Regions from separate parts of the Homo sapiens genome. Here region 1 is linked to region 2. The links are chromatin loops, found by intact Hi-C in ENCODE. Cell type or tissue: mammary epithelial cell. All regions are shown on one strand. Each heading gives the region's core, and the rest is flanking DNA. Links, peaks and the distances in the headings are about the cores only. Region 1 overlaps LOC105370062 (a long non-coding RNA gene). Region 2 has its middle 43 kb from the start of LINC02376.

What was found. A loop is a pair of places that touch in the nucleus more often than their neighbours do. Peaks named below come from ENCODE experiments on the same cell type or tissue, not always from the same donor. Only the 100,000 strongest peaks of a DNase experiment are listed, where the experiment ranks them.
Region 1: a loop joins it to region 2, with 2.3 times the contacts of the local background. A loop is called at or near these places in 2 of 110 quality-filtered maps.

What each region holds. Positions count from the first base shown.
Region 1 is chr12:127,160,155-127,165,651 of GRCh38, forward strand. It overlaps LOC105370062 (a long non-coding RNA gene), which reads right to left. Exons shown (of 4, transcript XR_945515.4): 2 at 2,564-3,207; 3 at 1,050-1,279. Among named protein-coding and RNA genes, the nearest start is that of LINC02405, 100 kb to the left of the region's middle. In mammary epithelial cell, for the core only: no CTCF peak of the experiment used is centred there; a DNase peak (open chromatin) is centred at 2,987; H3K27ac peaks cover 1,234 bases.
Region 2 is chr12:127,239,102-127,244,346 of GRCh38, forward strand. No RefSeq gene overlaps it. Among named protein-coding and RNA genes, the nearest start is that of LINC02376, 43 kb to the right of the region's middle. In mammary epithelial cell, for the core only: no CTCF peak of the experiment used is centred there; a DNase peak (open chromatin) is centred at 2,140; H3K27ac peaks cover 2,554 bases.

The sequences.
Region 1 (5,497 bases), core at 225-5,224, 79 kb before region 2:
AACCTCCCCAGACTCCAAGGAGCACTGGGGCCAAACAGTACCAAAGGAGGGCGTCACACGTTAACCAGGCTCCCTGCTTAGAACAGCAGCACAAAAGCCTGAATACATGCAATGCCATCCCACTTTCCAATTCGACAGCAAACTTCAGATTCTAAGCAATTTTGGGGCCAAGCAGCATTGCAACTGTGAGAGAAAATTCCAAAGAGGTCTTATTACTAGATCTCAGAACCTCTGCCAGGAGCATCCTCTTTGGAGAGTTTGAGGTCTGGAGGATCCCCAGGAGTGTCCACTTGTGGGGTCTAATCTTAGCGCTCCAGAGGTCTCTGGCCTTAGGTGGGCACTGGTGCCACTTTGCAAGCATTCCCTCCAGAGCCTACTATGAGCTTTCCTTTGGTACCTGGGTGTAATCCCCAAATTTTAGCATCCTTATAATTTGATAAGGCCTTATAATTAGAGACGCTTTTCCATGCTTCTCATTCCATGAACTTTAATGATAGGAACTGGAGGCTGGGTGGGTTTCCTTCACCCTTAGCCAGTTGAATAGGGGAAGGGAAGAATTTAGCATAGGAAAAGAAGGTTTAAGTCACCTGAAACATGTGCGGGTTTGCTCTGAGCTGTGCCACATATAGGGATCAGGGACCACACACCGAAAATACATTAAAAAGAGCCTTCCCCCTTCGGGGCAGGCCAATTATTCCCATTCATTCTTAGGCCTTCGGGCAATACCAGGGAGTGACCCCAGCCAATTGCCCTCAATTTCCAAGGAAGTACTAGGAGACAGCCATTGAAAGACTGAAAATGAAAGTGGAAAAAAAATGAAAGAGATCCACATTCCTTAAGTGAACCGGGTGGTGGGGGTCAGGCTTCTCCACATGGAAACCCCTTAGTTTCACTGACCATGGCCAGAAATTTGAAGTTGCTTCCATGTTTAGACGCTGCCCACCAAGGGTCCCGGGTTGGAAAGGAAAGGAGAGAGAAAGAGATTCCCCTGTATGGAGCAGAAAAGAAAAGGAGAAAGGAGAAGAATAAATCCCAAATTTTGGGCTTACCTCTTCCTCCTTCCCGGGTCACCAAAATATGTTAACGGCAGAGGTTGTTCAGGTTCTTGGGGATATTTAAACTCCCCAAAATTCTACAATGGGGCCTTTGAGCCCCTCTGCTCAGGCCCACTCCCACACTGTGGAGTGTACTTTCATTTTCAATAAAACCCTTCATTCCTTCTTGCTTTGTTTGTGCGTTTTGTCCAATTCTTTGTTCCATTGGTTGCTTTGGGTACACCCTATATAAATGGGGAGGAGGAAGTAAAGTTACAAAGTCATTTACCGCATACACCCTACGGAGAGGATATTTCCTGTTATAGCTGAAGTGTGAATCAGCCTTATGCTCCCTGCCTCCAGACCCTATTTTCCTGCCTCAAAATGAGCTTTGAAAAACCCCCAGTCTACCAGCCTTTGATGAGATTGATTTAAGTAATAACTCTCTCCCATGTGGCATGGCTGGCCTCATGTCAATTACATTTTCTTTGCTGCAATGCTGTGCTGTGAATTGATTTTGTTTGTGCAGCAGGCAGGAAGAACAGGTTGGGTGGTTATATCAGCCTTTCCACAAACAGATAAACAAACCAATGGGCCAAGACACCCAGTATTTATCACTTTTTTTTCTCTTAAAATGTGGAGTTGAGTCCTCAGCAGTGAAACATTGGTATACCATTTATAAACATTACAAAATCTTTCAAATGGTATTTTAAGGGCACCCTTATATTTTCTGCACCTCTTCTACACTTACAATGTTGTAAACAATGGGTGGGTAATGAAACAGTTTTCTGAGCCAGCTAGTGTTCTCCTCCAAGAAGGCATCATTGTTTCTGTGAATGCTTCAACATTTTATTTTCATTACAGAGAAAACAAAGCAGAGTAAAATAAAACAAAATGAAAACAAACACACATGCACTGTGCAGAACTATTTACCTGCCCTGCATTCATCCTACTTTTTCTCTCTAGAACACGCATTTCTGCAGATTTCTATCTGACTCAATGCCTCACATTGGGAAAAATTTCATTGCATATAAACACAAGATAGCAAAAAACTACTTAGTGACTGCCTGCTTGCAGTAGGCAACTGTGACTTGCTGTTTTTGTTTTGTTTCTATTCTCTCTCTTACCACAATTAATCCCCCTTTTGAAATTAGCACTTGATTTTTTTTTTTTTTTTTTTTTTGTAGATTCACCTTCTCCCTTGTCACCCTCCATCCCTGCAGCTCCATGCATCTCCTTCATATGGGGCTGACTTCAACCTCAGGATGCAGGGAAGTCACCTAACCCAGGCCTGACCAATCAGGGCGTCACACCTCTTAGAGAGTATTTAAAGGGCAGGCCTGATGGCCAATGAGATCTGTTCCTGGGGCTTTGCTGAGAATACTGAGGGAAGTTGTCCTTCCTTCCATCAGTTTTCTCTGCTGATAGATGAATAGCTTGGAGCTGCCGGTGTTTATCTTGTGTTATTTGGGAAGCATCTACCTGAAAATTACAGAATAAAATAGAACCAAATATGAAAATTCCATTACCTGAAGACATTTTTGATAACCTGGTCCTCTCTTGTACCTTTCAGCTGCGTAAGAAAATGCATTGCCTTATTTGTGTGTTCATGTATGTCTTTCTTTACAGGCTTCATCACAGTGGAGCTAGGTCTTGGTCACTTTCATCTGAGACCTGACAAGTACGCTCATCACACACTCTGCACCTTACTGTGTTCACCCCATTCTATCCATTCTGCCTCTGTGTTTTGAAAACTTGCTTCTTATTCTCAAGATACCTTCCCCTTTTTTCAGACTGGTAGCATCACAGCTATTCAAATAAATGCTCCCTCTTCTACCACTCTCCCTGGATGGGCCAATGGTCTGCCCTTTAGCTTTCACAGCTTTGGTGTACTGCACTAGACTATGAGTGACCTGGGGTGGAGACTGTGTCTGAGTCATCTTTGCAGCACCCACCACAAAATGTTCGTGCTGAACAAGCAGAGGAGGCTCCACATCCTGTTCTTTACAGATTTTGATTACTGTCAGGTGCCTGGCTGGCTGAAAAAAAAAATTCTTCCATTTTCCTGGCTTTCTGAGTGTCTTTCTTTTCTGGATGTTCATTAGGACATGGGCTCAGCCACACCAAGCTCATGCAGTCCTGTTGCTTCAGGGGATGTTCAGCATCAAGGTAGCTGCAAAAAAAGGAAGGCAGATAGTTATGAATCTACCTTTTAGTCTCTTTCTGCCTTAACATACCATAATTTTGAAGAGGTTTTGTATGCCCTTTACTTCAATGTGCTTGTGTCTGAGGGAAATATTGAGATACAGACATCCGGCAGAAAATGTTTCCTGGCATTGGAATCCTGCAAACATCCACCTCTTCTGTTTACCCCAATGCTGCTGTTAGTGAGGGGAACAGGGAGAGACCCTGAGACAGCCTGAGAGTCACCTACAGGAAGAGACAGGGCTTCTCCTGAAGAGGAAGTCACTGGGGTCTGGCAAGCAGGTCAGCTCACTTCATTACCACCTGGGGCCCAGGTCTCTTTCTATCCCTCATGGAGTGGTTCCCAGCTCTAATAATGAAAACACTTAAGGAGCTTTCTAAAACAAAGATTCCTGAGTCCTATCCCAGATTTAGAGGTCTGAAGATCTAGCAGTAGTCACCTGGGGAGTTCATTTTTTTTTTTTACAAAGCTCTGCAAGTTTGACAACCACTACCTTAAAACACACACTTCTACCATTTCAGTCAATTAAAGATGCAATATTAAGATATTCTCTGCACCTCACAGAAAACCAGAGCACGAAGGCCTTTAATTTCCCAGGATTGGCCCATGTTACAGAAAGGAATCCTAACAGATTTGAACATCTTCTGTTGTACCATACTAGGGTGCTTGGAAAATATGTTGTTTTCTGTCTCTCTCCAGGCATACACGTAAGAGAGCACTTCACAAAATTATTGACTGAGAAGTGGTCATGTGTCTTGTTTTGGCCAATTAAATGTGAGCAGAAATCATGTGGGTCACTTCCAGGTGTAAGATATTAGAGGCCTGCATGCTTCATCTTACTCGTTTGTCTCTCTTTGCCATGACAGCCAACAATCTTCCGGAAAGGCAATGCCTAGTAAGTCTGGCTCAGAGGTCAGGACAAGCAATGTCATTGTGGAGCAGCCTCCTGAGGTTAATGAGAAGCCTGAAAATCCTAAGTAATCTCCAAAAACCTTCTAGAATTAATGCGTGAATTTAGCAAGGTCTCAGAATACAAGGTTAACCCCCAAATCTACCAAATTTCTATATCTTACCAGTGTATAATTAGAAACTCAAATTAAAACACACACACACCCCACTGCTATGTAGAATAGCTCCCCTAAAGTGAAATACATTGATATAGATTTAACAAGACATGTAAAGGTTGGTATGTTGGAAATTACAAATGCTGATAACAGAATCAGTGACTACCTACATAAAATGAGAACTAATTCATGTCAACATAGTAAAGATGTTACTTTTCCCCAAATGGATCTTTAAATTTAATGCAATACTACTTAAAATCCCACCAGGATTTTTATAGTTATAGATATGCTAATTCTATAATATATATGGAAAACAAAATGAATTAGAAGACCAAAACAATGTCGAAAATCAAAAAAGTAGTTGGAAGAAGCCATACCCAATTTTAAGACTTACTATTAATTGATAGTAATCAAGACATTGGTGCACTAAGGAAGAGATGGCTACTCCCAGGACCCAGACTGTGATCTCTAAATGCTATTGACCAGTAAAGAGAACCAGAGCCCCAAAAGGAAATGGCTGATTCCAAATATTGGTCTGAAAAGGTACAAAATGAACCTGTATATCTTGTTATGATTGAAAGCAAGGACATTGTCAACTATTAATGCAATTTAGTCAAAAAAGATACAGGGATCTGACCATCCCTTTATACAGGCCATCCCTCTGGATAAAGAAGTGACCATCTGAGGATTAAAAAAAAAAGATACTGGCAATGCTTTGTAACACACAAAACATAGCCAACACGAGTAACGTTTTGAGCTTACTAGATTACCATGTTACCATTTTGACTTTCAGAACTGTAATATTGGCCAGGCGCGATGGCTCACACCTGTAATCCCAGCACTTTGAGAGGCCAAGGCGGACAGATCACTTGAGGTCAGGAGTTCAAGACCAGCCTGGCCAACATGGTGAAACCCCGTCTCTACAAAAATACAAAAATTAGCCAGGTATGATGGCAGGTGTCTGTAATCCCAGCTACTCGGGAGGCTGAGGTGGGAGAATTGCTTGAATCTGGGAGGCGGAGGTTTCAGTGAACCGAGATCGTGCCATTGCACTCCAGTTTGGGTAACAGAGTGAGACTCTATATCAAGAAAAAAAAAAAAGAACTGTCATATAATAAATTTATATTGTTTTTAGCCACTACATTTGTTACAACTTATTAGGGTAACGTTAAGAAACTTTTCTATTTTCCGTA
Region 2 (5,245 bases), core at 1-5,000:
CGATGGATATTTGTTTTGCTGACATTTTTCCAGGGACTGTCTTTCATCTAGTAAGTTGATTGCTGGAGTATAAAGCTAACTAAATGTGTCTAGATGGTCCTTCCACTCAGAAAGCCACACGTGCGCCTCCTGCCTCCTGTCTCCTGCCAGTTGTTGTATAGAAAGGTGGTCTATGTGTGGCTCTTGGTTAGATGGGGTCAACGTGAGTGTTCAGTGGTGCCAGCACCAGTAGCCATGTCTTAGCCACATCATCCTGGTGAAGTTTATGGTTGTATTGCTAAACTACGCAGGCCCTCTTGGCTCCTGCTAATTCTCTGAGCCATAGTTTACTTTGCTTTTCTGTAAATTCCAAGAGTCGATTCCATTTTGTGCTTATTTTATCTTATGCCAGTTTCTGTTAGATCAAAAATCAAAGAAGCAAACAACAATGACAAACGAGACAACCTCTGGATGAGACATGGACAGGGAGCCTCATTTTTCCTAAATCTGCTTTCACTGACAGAGCGCTCATTAGCTCCCAGGGCAGTCTGGTCCAGTTTTGGAAAGCTTTTGTGATATTGTTATTTTAATCTTAATTTCTAGAAACCCACAAAATAAGTATTGTTTACTTTTCAAGTATTAGCTCCAAGTTTCCTGAATAGTTTGAAATTACATAAATTTGAGCATGTATCTCTGGAAGAAGAGAAAGGAGGGTTGGATAAATAAATAGGCAAAAATTCTACCACCATTCTACTCAACCAACACCCCTCAGTGAGCATGAAGTCAGTGAAGGCTCCTCCAATGCTCAGAGATTTTTTTATTTTATTTTATTTTTGCTACCACTTGGCCCTCAATGCCAGTACTCCTCTGCGTTTAGAGCTCGGCTACAGAAACGGTGATTCACCACAACACTGGATCGGAAGAGGGTTGGGCTGGGCTTTGTCGGAGATTACAGAGGTTTCCAAAGAAGTTTTTGATTACTTCCAATTTTTGCCTTCAATGCTGACAGGTTTTACCCTCGCCCCACTAGGATTCCTTGATTCTAATGAGGGTCCCCTCCCCAGCTCTCCCTCTCCATTTGTCCCAGGCACTTCATGATCAATATCCCTCACACTCGGGTGAGTGGATGCACCACGAGCAATCATTTCAGATGCTCAGGGTCAGCCATCGCTAATATCTCCCCTCAGAGCTACCCATTGCTTCCTCTAAACTAGCTTAATATTGTGTTTTTAAAAAATGGAATTACAGGTGATGATACTGTTGGGTTTTGGTGGATTATTTGTTGAGTGTGTGTTTGTGTGTGTGTGTGTCGTCAGCTGTGCTCACTGATAAGAAAAAAAGAGGCCACCTGGCCATTTGTTTGGCAAAACTCCTAAAAATCCTATTTAGAGCCAATCCTTGAGCTGAGTCCAGGAACATCAGGATACTCCTCCGATTACTGCTATTGACACCCACCATTTAATTGGCAGTGATGATGGGCACAGTCTATGCTAAGCACGCTTACTTTACCTCATTTATTCCCTAAGTCACATCCATGAGATAGTGCTATAACTGTTCCATGTCATAAATCAGAAGCTAGGCTTTGAGGGGTTGGATAACTATGCCTAAGTTACACAGCTGTAAGTTTTCAAGAGTCAAAAATTAACCCGCTTCTTCATAATCCTGGAGGCCTCTCTTAGCCAAGAGTTCAAACTCAAATGCACACAGGGGCCAGGTGGTGACAGGTGGGAATTAGAGGAGGAAGACAGTGTCAGAGGCCAGCCTGAGGTCTGAAGCCCCTTCTCAGCTCCTGCTAATGAATTCTATGGCCATGAGATCCCTGTGGCCAGATCGTCCTATTCTTCAAGAAAGTCCAGAAATTTAGGTTTTACTCTGGTACCTTTTAAAGTTTAAATGTTGGTACCACAATTTGCCACAGAAAAGAGAATGAAGACAAAAGAAAGGAAAATAAAATAAAATGAAGATAATAGAAAAGAAAATTATGTAAAGAAAATTCAGCATACTTAGAGTTGCATTTGGCCATCAGCTCCAATCTGCCAGGCCTGGGTTACAGCCCTTGCCTGAGGCCAGGGAGGGACCAGGTATCCTTTATTTGTCAAGGTGTCCACTGTACATTGCACAGAGCCTGCCACGTGGGAGGTGCTCATTAACACATGTGGAATGCATGAGTGCAAGAAAGATGGTGAATATGACAATGAGTAATTGCAGGGTAGAAATTCAAGCACGTTCATCAGCAGCTATCCTGGGAATTCCACGGCACATTCTGTTCTCTAAGCACAGCTATTCTAACTATAGATGGCCAAGATTGATCGTTCTCTCAAGGGCATGGCAGAATCGTTTGCATTGGGTCTTTTTACGTTAATTTAAATTTCTTTCACATTTTGCCTATTGTGCTAATGCGCATTTACAAAGAAAGCAATAAACAGATGTCTCTCAGCACCAAAGAGCTTTAATCTTTCACACAACTTTAATTTTATTTTCCTGTTTAATACTCTTCAGTAAATATTGTGAAATACAGACTTCAGTCCAAATAATCCAATTTTACTGGAAACTCTGAAGAGTTGATACTGAGGACACACCAGCTTGACCAAGCTAAACGAGTCACACAGCCACTATTTAAAATGTGTTCTGTGGCCATATGATTGTCCAAAAACACATCCAAAGAAAATGTATTCAAAAGAGACTTTTATTGAGTTCATCCAAGCATAAAAGAGCAGTAAGAGCAAGAAAGGCTCAGCATTGACCTTGGCATGACCTTGTGGCCACCATGTTGGTGTCTCAATGCCAGTGCTCAGGGAACATTGGGGATATCCCTGCTGCCCCTCTGGATGAGATAATACATTCAGGATCATTGGTCCATAGATGATGGGGTCCCCTGCTGAAATTCCTACAGGGGCCAGGAAGGAATATGAATGAGTAAGAATGCTGGGGAATTTTCTTCAGGATACATTTTTTGGAATATTGAGCACATAGCCATCTCTTTCGCTTTCATAACAATAAAGTCTGAGGTCTCCCACCTTTCTGGAAGCAACTGGTTCTCTTCATCTTGTTTTTGTTTATTCCTTTTTGATAAATACATGAAACAGGAAATACTTCACTTTTTTCTTAACTCTATTACTAGAAGAAGTAAATAAAATGGCAGAGTCATGATAGTGAATGCAATCCACACCAACATAGTATTAGACGGTAAACAATGGTGTGAAATGTCCTTCCAAAGTCAGCAGCCACAGGATTAGACAGTAAGGGATGACATGGATTGTCCTTCTAAAGTCAGCAGCCTCTCTTTGTGTTCCACAGATTTTTACCAGACAGAAACAAGTGTCAGTGGGATCAGAACTTCTACAATTTCCAGAGAAAACTAAAATCTGGACTTTTACATAAAATATTATGAATTTTAAATGTTGTCAATAATTCCCTTTCTAAAAACACTTCCTGACAGAACAGGACCACTCACACAAAACACATGGGACCTTTGTAGTAATTTTCTTTCTGAGCATGGCTAACTTACTTGATACGCATATCTCAAGAAAGCGTATTTTATTCTAATGCTTGCTCACTCATTCATCCATGTATTCCTTCCAAAAATATTTACTGACCAGACCTCTGCAACATACACCCTGCCAAGAAGAACAAGAATGGGGTTCACATCAGTGCCCTCAAAAGCTCATATTTTGATTAGGGACAAATTAATGAAGCAGGTGCCCATTGTATGGGGCAGGGACTGCTGATAGGGTGAGCACAGGGATGAGCAAGTGATGGATGGGGAAGCTACCACCCCACTTGGAGAACCAGTGTTGGCCTTCATGGGCAGGCCAAGCCAGTAGGACCATCTGAACTTCCTGGAAATTTAAATTTTTGATACACTGAAACTGGAAGAATGAAGGTTATCTTCTATTCTAGCTATTTTAACACAGAAAAGGAAAGAGAAGAAGAAGTCATAGTAGCAGCAGAAAGCTATAAAAGAGGAATCTTATCTCACTTGTATTGGAGGTGGTTTATGCGAAGCTGGGGGAGAATAGAAAGAAAAATGCACAGGAGCTCACACCTGTAATCCCAGCGCTTTGAGAGGCCGAGACGGGCAGATCACCTGAGGTCAGGAGTTCAAGACCAGCCGGACCAACATGGAGAAACCCCATCTCTACTAAAATACAAAAAATAAATAAATAAATAAATTAGCCAGGCATGGTGGCAGGCGCCTATAATCTCAGCTCCTCGGGAGGCTGAGGCAGGAGAATTGCTTGAACCCAGGGGGCAGAGGTTGCAGTGAGCTGAGATCAAGTCACTGCCCGCCAGCCTGGGCAAAACAGCACAGGGCAAGACTGCCTGTCAGAATAAAAAAAGAAAAGGTAAGATGTATCATAAGCTGGACTACTGGGCAGTCACTGCACAAGTCGTATGTTACTTTCTTAGCAATCAAAAACAGGCTAAAAGAATTCTCAGCTGTTAAAAGACAAGATATAGGTGTTCCTTCACTCACTCACTCATCAGCAAATATTGATAGGACAGACTCTAGGTGCTCATTTTTGTTCTAGGTAAAGTGATGGATGGACTAAAACAGCAACAACAAGATACTTCCTTCATGAAATGATGAAATCTACAGTCTAGTCAGGAGACTTGGGAGATAAAAGCACTGAAAATAAACAGATATGGAAGTTTCAAATAAAGACTAAAGAAGCAGGTGATGCATGGACACAGGGAGGGGAACAACACACACTGGGACCTGAAGGGGTGGGGTGGGGTGAGGTGAGGGGGAGGATTAGGAAAAATAGCTAATTCATGCTGGGCTTCACATCTCGGTGATGGATTGATAGGTGCAGCAAACCACAATGGCACACGTTTACCTATATAACAAACCTGCACGTCCTGCCAGTGTACTCCAGAACTTAAAAATTTTTTTAAAAGTCAGTTATATGTATGGATTTTATAATATTAAACCATTCCTGTATTTCTATGATCAGAAAAAAAAAAAAGAAAAAGAAGCAGGTGATGTAGTGGAAGGTGGCTGGGCCACTTTGGAAGAGTAGCCAGACAGGTCCTCTCTGAGGGGACATGTGAGGGTGGACCTGCGTGATGAGCAGGAACCAGCAAGATGACTGTCAGAGTGAGGATGTGCCGGGCATGGGGAACAGCAAGTGCAAAGGAGGGAACACACTTGGCGTGTGGGTGGAGTAGCTGGAGGGACAGCATGGCCTGCGGGCAGGGAGCAGCTGGGAGGGGGGCGGGGAGAAGCTACAGGGGGCCAAATCAGAGAGACCACCACATCCTG